Regions from separate parts of the Homo sapiens genome. Here region 2 is linked to region 1. Evidence: chromatin loops called from intact Hi-C (ENCODE). Cell type or tissue: ascending aorta. All regions are shown on one strand. Links, peaks and the distances in the headings refer to the core of each region. The heading gives the core; the rest is flanking DNA.

The links. Peaks named below come from ENCODE experiments on the same cell type or tissue, not always from the same donor. Only the 100,000 strongest peaks of a DNase experiment are listed, where the experiment ranks them.
Region 2: a loop joins it to region 1, with 2.1 times the contacts of the local background. A loop is called at or near these places in 4 of 110 quality-filtered maps.

The regions. Positions count from the first base shown.
Region 1 is chr1:61,275,999-61,281,100 of GRCh38, reverse strand. NFIA (nuclear factor I A) reads right to left here. Exons shown (of 11, transcript NM_001134673.4): 3 at 3,516-3,581. Among named protein-coding and RNA genes, the nearest start is that of NFIA-AS1, 25 kb to the right of the region's middle. In ascending aorta, for the core only: no CTCF peak of the experiment used is centred there; a DNase peak (open chromatin) is centred at 2,380; H3K4me3 peaks cover 839 bases; H3K27ac peaks cover 2,500 bases.
Region 2 is chr1:61,190,062-61,195,163 of GRCh38, reverse strand. The region is part of intron 2 of NFIA (nuclear factor I A); the gene reads right to left. Among named protein-coding and RNA genes, the nearest start is that of NFIA-AS1, 61 kb to the left of the region's middle. In ascending aorta, for the core only: no CTCF peak of the experiment used is centred there; a DNase peak (open chromatin) is centred at 2,393; H3K4me3 peaks cover 963 bases; H3K27ac peaks cover 2,500 bases.

The sequences.
Region 1 (5,102 bases), core at 846-3,345:
GCCTGGCTAATTTTTGTATTTTTAGTAGAGACGGGCACCATGTTGGCCAGGCTGGTTTCGAACTCCTGACCTCAAGTGATCGACTCACCTCAGCCTCCCAAAGTGCTGGGATTATAGGCGTGAGCCACTGCACCTGGCCTCCTTTTAGTATTTCTGTTTTACTGGTAAGAAAACTGAGATTGGGGTGTACCTTACTCAGTCACTCAGCTATTATTTAATTTGAACTCAGGTCTTTTTGACTCCAGAGGCAGAGTTTTTACCCATTATATTATACCAATTTTGAGTTTCAGAGCTTCTGATATTTTATCGCTGGGCTTCAGATAATTCCTTCAAAATTCCCATCTAATGCTCTAATTGGACAAAGATTTGTTTTCTTTTACAGTTGAGTCTTAAGGGAGTACAAGAAAAGAAAGCAAAAATTCCACAGAAAAAGCAGACTAGTTGGACAGGGAAGAAACAGCTGCATCCACTTTATGTAAAGTTACATGGCCCAGTTTACGGTTTGGGATGAAACAGCGTGTTACCATTTGTCTATTCATTCTCCATGGTTTACTAGGGAAATACCATTCGTTTCCCATTACCTTTCTCAAGAGCTAGGATAAAAAGAATATTATTTTTTCGCATACATACAAACATACATATATATATACACACACATACATATATGTGAAGTAATGAATTCCCATTTTATTTGAAGAATCAAGTCTGTTACTTCTTCAATCAGCAAGATTCCAAAATTTCTTAGAGCTTTGTTGATACACCTATGAGAGTTCCCTCTTTCAAAACAAAAACGAAACACACACTTCATCTTCATATCCTGAGGTAATGAAAAAGAGGAAACATTCTCTTGATCAACGCAACACCAGAGAGTAGAACCTTATCTAATGCATGTAAATACCCAGCCCTGAATCTTCATTTATTCCTTTTGGGATTACGTGTCTTTAAGGAAAAGAGAAAAATCATTTTTCCTCCACTAACTTCATCTGAGATTGACAAGAGGCAGAAAACTGAGTAGGCTGATAATTCTTCAACTGGGGCTAAGATAAGCCAGCTTCTACTACTTTTTCTTTGAAACAAATAGAAAACTGAAAGATAGGAATTTATTACTTTATCTCCTAGATATTAATACTTTCTTTCTTTGAACTCACATGATTTCCCCAAAATGATAGTGTAAATCCTTGAGGTAGTAGCATCAAGTGATCTGAGGTTAAAAGTGAACTTGGCTAGTATCTCTCTGCCTTTGGCCAAAAAATCCAGGCTCAATCCTGGTTGCTTTCTGGAATGGGAAACACACAATATTGGGATTGCAGGCAGCTCCAGAAAGGCATGCCAGGCCTCTCATGCTCTCAATTTATATTTGCATGTGAACAGCTTGTTGGCCATTTTATGAAGACAGATGAATCACAGGCCTGCTAGAGGGGCGGCCAGACCTAAATACGCGAACTACACACCCGTACAGTCCACACATTTTTGAAGATGAAAATAAAATTATACCTCTGGAGACATCTTTAGGGAGATTATGCACAAATACAATATGTAGAAAAAAGTGAAACTTTGAAGACATCACCTACAAGTCAAGTGGAAAATAAAGAACGAAACTAGTCTATAAATACCACTCTTTAAAATGTCAACAAAAAATAAGATGTAGCTGTATATGACACTAAAAACAAACCTCCAGAGTTCTCTCTTTTTTTTTTTTTAACTGCCTGCTTTAAAAAGACAACTTTGATAAAGAAAATATCACCAAAATACCAGGATGAGGAGAGGAATTGCCAGGCAGTCCATATTTAATGCTAGAATCCAGCAATGTAATCAAATTTCTCATGGGTAGGAAATGAAACATATTCTGAAAAATCAGTGATAGGATAGCTAATGTGGTAAACTTGATCCTTCACCCCACAATACCAACATAATTCCGTTTGCCTATCTTTTCCAAAAGATTGGATGGAGATCAACATGGAACAATGTACAGAACAACAAAAGGAAGAGACTCAAGCAATGGGGTCATTCAAAGTGGGTGAAAAACAAAGTATGACAGAATTATATTGACAAGAAAAATAATAAAAGTCATAATGAACCACAGCTGACATTTTTAAAGCATAAACTCTATGAAAGATACTATGGTAAACACATTACACATATTATCTTATTTAACTCTTCAACAAACAGGTAATATTATTACCCTGTTTTAGAGGAATAAATCAATACTCTGAGAGGTTAAATAACCTATTCAGTATCACACAGGTAAGAAATAGGAGAGGCAGAATTTGAATGCAGGTCACAGCCTGAGCTTCCGCCGCCCCGCCTCCCCTGAGATGTTCTGCTCTGTTGCCCAGAGCTAGAGTGCAGTGGCGCAATCTCAGCTCACTGCAACCTCTGCCTCCCAGGTTCAAGCAATTCTCCTGCCTAAGCCTCCCAAGTAGCTGGGATTACAGCAGGCACATGCCACTACGACCGAATAATTTTTCTATTTTTAGTAAAGACATGATTTCACCATGTTGGCCAGGCTGGTCTTGAACTCCTGACCTCGTGATCTGCCAGCCTCAGCCTCCCAAAGTGCTGGGATTACAGGTGAAAGCCACCACGCCCAGCCCACAGCCTGAGCTTTTAATCACAATGGCATATTCTCCCCACAGGCCCTTCAAGGTAAAGCATTCCACCAGAGTCCTCAGTGCTATCAGCAAAGAAGAACATTTTGGAATTTTATGAGATGATATCTGTGAAAGTATGTAACACAATGTTTGTTATATGATAGGCACTGCTAGTTCACTGAAGTCTCTGTTTTTATTGAAACCGATAGTTTTATTCAATATAAAACTCCAACCCATGACAGTATTTTTCATACTTGTAGTGCCTGCCACGAATTCAAATTTTACCAGATACTATGATATTCATATATAATGTATGTTCTATTTTAATAAAGCATCTGCAACAGAAAATTTAGATATTTATGCAGCAGTGGAATTTAATGCTGCCCTGTATCCTCACTATTTTATTTTAGACAATTTAAGGTAGAAAAATCCTTCAAAGCATAGATATTTTTTTTTTTCTTAAAGGAATTGGCAAAGTGTTGAGCTCCCAAAAGGCTTAAAACTGCTTGTGAATGAATGATCTTAAATCACTAGTGAAGATGATCATGGGGCATTTGCCACATTAAAGAACTAAAATGAAATGAAAAAGCCATGACTCCTCACTTAATGCTATTAAAAAAAAATCTGATTTGGTAAATTAACCCCACTTCTCATAGTTTAATTGGGTAATCAACGTTCTTGGGAATTCAGGTTCTCATGGGCACCCTAATAGTGTTTAGGGCCGGGGGTCCTGAGGCTGCTGGGGTGATCCCGAGAACAAGAAGCTGCCCTATTAAAAGTAATCTACTTGAGTTTTTCCGAGTCTTTGGAGTTGTTCCTACTGTGGGCTACTTATAGGGTAGGCCCCCAAATCCTCACACTTAGTCGGCCTGCTGGCTGCTGTGGACTCTGAAAGCAGCAGCTAGAGTCCCAAGCTAAACTTACCATTTTCTGGCTGGTCCTTAATGTCAGCGTCACTTGGCTGGCTGGGACTTTCAGATTGACTTGAATCTGAAAAACATAAAAATACAGCCAAAAATTACAGGGTCTGCAAGGGAAAGTGCATCAGAGGTGCCAGACTTTCTCAAAAGGTTCAACCTATAAACTAAGAAAGGGAACATTACAGAAATGACATGAGACATGAAAAAAAGAAAAGATGGAAAGAGAAAAGAAAGAGAGGGAAATGCAGCAGCAGCCTGTGCCTTTAGAGAGGACGCTCCGGTTTGCGGACACCTACGGTGGCATTGGCTTTTGCCAGATCACAACTTGAAGCTCTTCAGCAACCATTCTCTTAGAGAGACCATTTCCAAACTGCTCTTCTCCACTATTTATACACTCGAGTCTGATAAAGACTTCATCCTTCATTACACACATCTGAAGCTTGATTCAGAACATAATAAAGTGTCAAAACATATTTTGAAGCTGGTATATAAAAGCAACCCAAACAACAGTAACAAGTTCTGTTGATATTTAGCTCTGCATTCCAGCAACAGACTACGCAGACTAACACCATTAAATACTAGAGTCCTAATATTCCATCACATTTTCTTGAAATAACTGCATAACTCAAAGAAGTCTTTCTGAAGGTACAAGTTTCCCCTGCTTTATAAGAATTATTTTTTTCTTGTACTGATGCATTTGGGAGATCCTAAAAGGACTTGTTTGCAAAAACAGATTTTTGTACACCTCTATAGAATTAAACATTTTTTAATTTAAAAAATATAATCATATTTTCAAACTAAAAAAGGAATTTGATTAACTTAATTTCTAAATGAAATAAGGGAAAATCAAAGTAACTTAATTTTTAAATTAGATAAAATTAACTTAGATCAAAAGAATTTCACAAAATTAGAAACAAGCATATTTATGGTACAGTTTTTGGGGAGAGGAGAGAAAAAACAGGCAAAATGTTTCAAGGGGAAAAATTTTGATTTAAAAATAAAGCGTTTTCTGAGACTTGAAGTCGTTTACAACATTGTTCAAAAGCAAACACAAAAATTTTTTTTCAACAAAACCTCTGTATCTGCGGAGAGCTTGCATCCTAACTTCAACTTGACTTCACAGGTTTTGAATTAGCTGCCTGAAATTTAACCACATTTCTGCAAGTTTAATGTAAGGTCAAAAGGTCATGACACTTAACTGTGATTAAACAGAAAATATTACTTCTATAGCAACTGAGTTATAGCATCACCCTTCTCTTTCTTGGAGATGCTGCAGAAAGAAGTGGCACTACTAGTGACCTTAGGTCTAGAAATGCTAATTTATTACTTTAAAAGACTCCCTGCTTTTAAGCAAACGAAGATTTTACTTATAAGAAAGTGCTATAGCAAAAAATATCCATTTTAAAATTTTCAGATAATCTTAACCTGGTGACTATAGCAAAAATTCTATGTTGATTCAAAGGTTTAAATAACAGAAGATGCTAAAAAGTGAATTTTTATTTGAGTCTGGCAAAGTGACAGCTTTTATCGTTCTGTAACAATTGCCACAGAGAAGACACAAACAAAATGTATTATTATATGCCAAAAACCT
Region 2 (5,102 bases), core at 897-3,396, 86 kb after region 1:
TGTTCATGCTGCCGAATAAATAAGAATTAATGAAAATATTTCAGTATAGATTCCTGGTTACCATGACTTAAAATGTGGCAGTTGAAGTCAGAATAACATACAACAAGAGGTGGTGAGAGAAAGAAGCAAAGGTTCACAGAATTGATGTCTCAGAAAGCTACAGAAAAGAGCCATAATTTTCAAAAGGGGAAATTGATAGGAACTTGTGAAGAATTCTATGCTGTGTTTACTTAGATATCTTTGAAAATGAAAAGAGCTCTATATAGTCAGAGTATCTGGATTTAATCCAGACACACTCATTAAACAGTTTTGAGAACCCTAGAAATTAAGAGCTGTAAGCAACCTGTCAATGGAAGGCCAGGAACAGGGCAGTTTAATTAAAAAGAAAAGTGATCAGCATGGGATAGTGGGAAGGGCACTGAGTTCAGATCTACTTTGTTATCTTTGCCAGTTCCTACATACAGGACCTTGAACATGGTGCTTCTTTACCAGCAAAATGATAGGGTGAAGTCAAGGCCATATTTCTTTCCAGTTTTACAATTCTTTATCTCTATAACCTAATATCTACCTTGCCTACCTTACAGGGGTTTTGTGAAAATTAATTAAGTTTGCATGGAAATTATAAAATGTTATTTTTTAAAATATAGGGACAGTTAACACGACCTAAAGTTGATATAAATAAGGGAAGGAGAAACGTTCCAACTGCAAAAAGATGAACAAAATACAAGGCAAAGACATGATGCTTGCACTACTGATGTCTTCAGAAAAAGAAGTGACTCTGTTCACTCAAAGAAATCTGACAGCGATCTGAGACATGGTGTCTTTCAGACAACACATACTTTAAAAATACTAGAAAATAACAAAAGGTACTACCGTCCATCAGTGACTGGCCCAAGTGTTGTGCTGAGCACTTCCCTAACTTATCTCCCCAGTTCTCACTACCTTCTGGGGTCAGTGTTTTTATGACATCTTAATGGATGGGGAAAAAATGAGACTTAAAGAGTTTAAAACCAAGGTCATCTATAGTAAGGATTTGAACCTAGGTCTCCGCCTGACACTAAATTATCTTGTTAATCAAATTAATTAATTATCAAGTCAAATCAATCTTGTTAATCTTAACCACCACATTATACTAATGCTGTTCCTCTCTGTACAAGCACTTCCCCTATTTTAATTAAATTCATCAGGCCAATCAGTTAATTGGGTCCAAAAGTTAAGTTGACTCTGGATGTATGTAGACAAAGCCCTCAATAAAAATGTAGGCATAAGGAGGCATTCTCTTAAGAATGTGTACTACAATTATCACTTCTATTAAAGTGGGATGTTTGCCTTTTGGTATTTCCAGGAAAGGCACTAAGGACATACTGGGGAAAATGTTAAAAGGAAAAAGTGGTCATATTATAAAGTAAATGCATTAACCATCAGAATTTTATTTCTAGGACCTAGTGGTTTTGCAGCTTGTTCTGCAAATATTTCATATTTATGTATCATCTTTGGTAGAAGCAAAATATACCTGACAACTGATAATCCTTCATCTCTTTTCTACTCCAACTAATGGAAAAAACATTTGCAGAACTACACTGAAAGGCACCTACAATGAATTTTGCCAACAGAGGAAGAATGACTTATTTTTACCATACATTAAAAACTATTTGTTTCACCTAATTCAGGAGCTATTCCCTCTCTCTTTAGACAGGAAGGGAGGGTAGTTATAGAAGAAACAGAACACCAGAGAGAGTGACTTCCACATGTCATTAGTTGTCACTTCACCTAAGACACCTCTATACATGGAAAAGTTTGAAACAAACACGCAAACAAAAGATCCTTCTTGTAGTATTCAGTGATCAAAAGAAAAATACTGCAAGTCATAGCAGAGCTTCTTCTCTTATTATGCTTTTCTGCTCAATTTTATACTCAACTATTCTGAATAGCAGAGATAACAATTTTCATAAGCATGTGAACGTTTTATAAATTGGTCCAAGCCAAACACATGGACATCTGCCAACTTTGATAGGTTTTGGAGGCACATTCAATGATAATAGCCATGTTTTCCCCCACATTAGAGGATTCTGGCAGTGGTTTCCAGTTTTGAACGCTATACTAGGCTAATCTGAAAACTATTTAACAGAGGAGTTTAAGAATCTGAGTACCAAAGTTTTCAAGAGTGAGAAACAAAAATGTTTAAATTTTAAAATCTAAGCTAGGGCCAGGTAAGCACAAAGGCCAAGATGCAGGATGAAAATGAGCAACATCTCCTCGGAATGTTGGTCATCTACTTGGAGTGTTGCTAATGAGACACATTACCATGGGTGATTTATGGAGTTTCCTCTTTAGATCAGAAATACTTCCCAAACCACCTCCCACTTGGTGCTTCGGCACTTACAGTAAATGAAGTCAAGACTGAAAATACACACAACTCCTTCCTTACTTTGACATTTCTTTTTTTTTCTTTTTTTTTTTGAGACAAGAGTCTCGCTCCGTCACCCAGGCTGGAGTGCAATGGCACGATCTCGGCTCACTGCAACCTCCGCCTCCCCAGTTCAGGGGATTCTCCTGCCTCTGTCTCCTGAGTAGCTGGGATTACAGGCGCCCACCACCACGCTCAGCTAATTTTTTTTGTATTTTTAGTAGTCATGGGGTTTCACCATGTTGGTCAGGCTGGTCTCAAACTCCTGAACTTGTCATCTGCCCACCATGGCCTCCCAAAGTGCTGTGATTACAGGCATGAGCCACTGCGCCTGGCAAGGTATTTTGACATTTTAAACCTCCAAAAAGGTTCAGTTCCACATGGTGGCCTAAAACTTGCTAATTTAGAAGACTAAAGAAAAATAAATTTTTTGTTGGATTATTTCTAATATGCTTCAAAACTTGTTATTTTTTGGCCGGGTGCAGTGGCTCATGCCTATAATCCCAACACTTTGCACTGTGGCTCACACCTGTAATTTTGGGAGGCCAAGGCGGGCGGATTACAAGGTCAGGAGATCGAAACCATCCTGGCTAACACGGTGAAATCCCATGTCTACTAGAAATACAAAAAATTAGCCAGGTGTGGTGTCACGCACCTGTAGTCCCAGCTACTCGGGAGGCTGAGGAGGAGAACTGCCTGAACCCGGGAGGTGGAGGTTGCAGTGAGCTGAGACTGCACCACTGCAATCCAGCCTGGGCACCAGAGCAAGACTCCATGTCAAAAAAAAACAAAAAACAAAACAACAACAACAACAAAACTTGTTATTTTTAGTAAATTTTAAGTCACGGGTTTGAAAAGTTAACAGGTCTCTGTAAGGGCAAGGCCAAATCCCAAACTCACGTACTCAGAAGACTGTTAAGAGTTACTTAGCATCTAGAAGAAAATTTATGGTTTTTTAATAATTTACCAATATCTGTGGGGGGAAAAAAGCAGATCTCTGATTAGTGCAACCACCCCCATTTTGTATGATGGATGTAGGGTAGGGGAGGGGAAGAGAAACAAATTGATTTGAATGCCATGGCATCACCAGGCTGAGAAGGGATCGGAACCCAGAAAGAGGCACATCACAACAACTTCTCAAAGTTTTTCAAACAGAGCTACTATCTACACAGCAGAAGCTGATGGAAACAAAAACCTTCAGCACTATCTCCTGCCTAATTGAATTGGTGCCTGTAATGGGAGGAAGCTGTTTCTCAGAACCCAAAATAAATGGTGCTGGGAAAGGGAGGAGGCAAAAAAAAACCAGGCTAGAGACAAACAGAATTGGTGGAACAGGCACCCAGATTCTCCGGAAAGCAAATCCCGTTTAGCATTTATCCACTCAGGTCACGGTGAAGCCTGTATCATAGCAACTTGAGACTTTAAATACTACTATTCATTTGGTCATTAGTTTCTCTTGGTTCCTTTTACTTACCCGTATTTTTGATAGCCAAATCCTTAAAAGAAAGCAGAGACTATGAGAATGTTGTCAAATTTCAATAATGCTCAAGGGGGAAAAAAATCGCCAATCTCTTAATGGTTTGGTCTAACATTCTTTCTGGAGTTACCCAGTAACAGATTAATGTAGCTAAGCATTGTAACATTGAGCTAAAGTACTAAGAAAACATGCCTGAAATTTACAAATAGGCTACCCTTGCTTGCTTGAAAAAAAAAAAAATCCTTCATTTTCACTGCCAGTTTCTTTATTTATCTTTAATTTATTGTGGTGTCAAAACCCATGTCTGGTCTTGGAAAAATTTTGGCACAAAGTTGGCTTTTTATAGTACCAGACCATTAAAACTACAAACCTCAATTTAAAAACTGCCAGAAGAGTTTGGTGCTCAGCAGAAAAAAATGATACAAAGACTGCCATGGAGAAAGGAAGAAAAGAAGTTGGTGTTGCAAGAAGTCTAAATCATGTGACTAAGATTTTAAGTACCAGGGTAACCAAATATGGTCTAGAGTGAATGTATGTTATTCAACTCATATTCCTGGACCCTGATTTCCCACATATTCTAATTAGAAACTGTGTAACTACAGGTCATAAAATTTGTTTGTTTGTTTCAGTGGATGCCTAGACACAATCAGGTATATCACAATATGTGTAAATAACATTTGCAACAAACCCTGAGATAGATTAGCTATCATTCTGCCTGACTTGTTTGATTAAATGTGAATCATTCTTGTGATGTAACCATAAAAATGGGATAAGACGTGTGTCTGTTTTAGAAGGAAAATACTGGAAGCCACACATTTGGAACTTTAAATCCCAATTCTTACAGCAGCACAACTCAGGAACATGGCCTGGCTTCCAGGAATGATTCCACACTCCAATCCATGCCTGGCATAATGTTGGTAGCACAGAAATAATAAACAGCTGGCAAATAAAGGAACCGCCAACCTCATGGTGCTGCTGCGGAAAGAATTAATTAGTGCAAAGCATCATGGAGATGGAATCTATTCTGATGAAGACCATGTTGTGTGGTCATTAAGACCGTGGCCTCTAGTGTCACCTGCCTGGTGCCAATTTCCTGGTCAGTAAAACATGGGGGGAAATAGTACCACCTCTCTAAAGAGGTAGTGTGAGGATTAAATGAGGTAACTGATGGAGAGGCTTCCAACGCTACCTGTGTGCCACATTGCAGCACTCAACCAA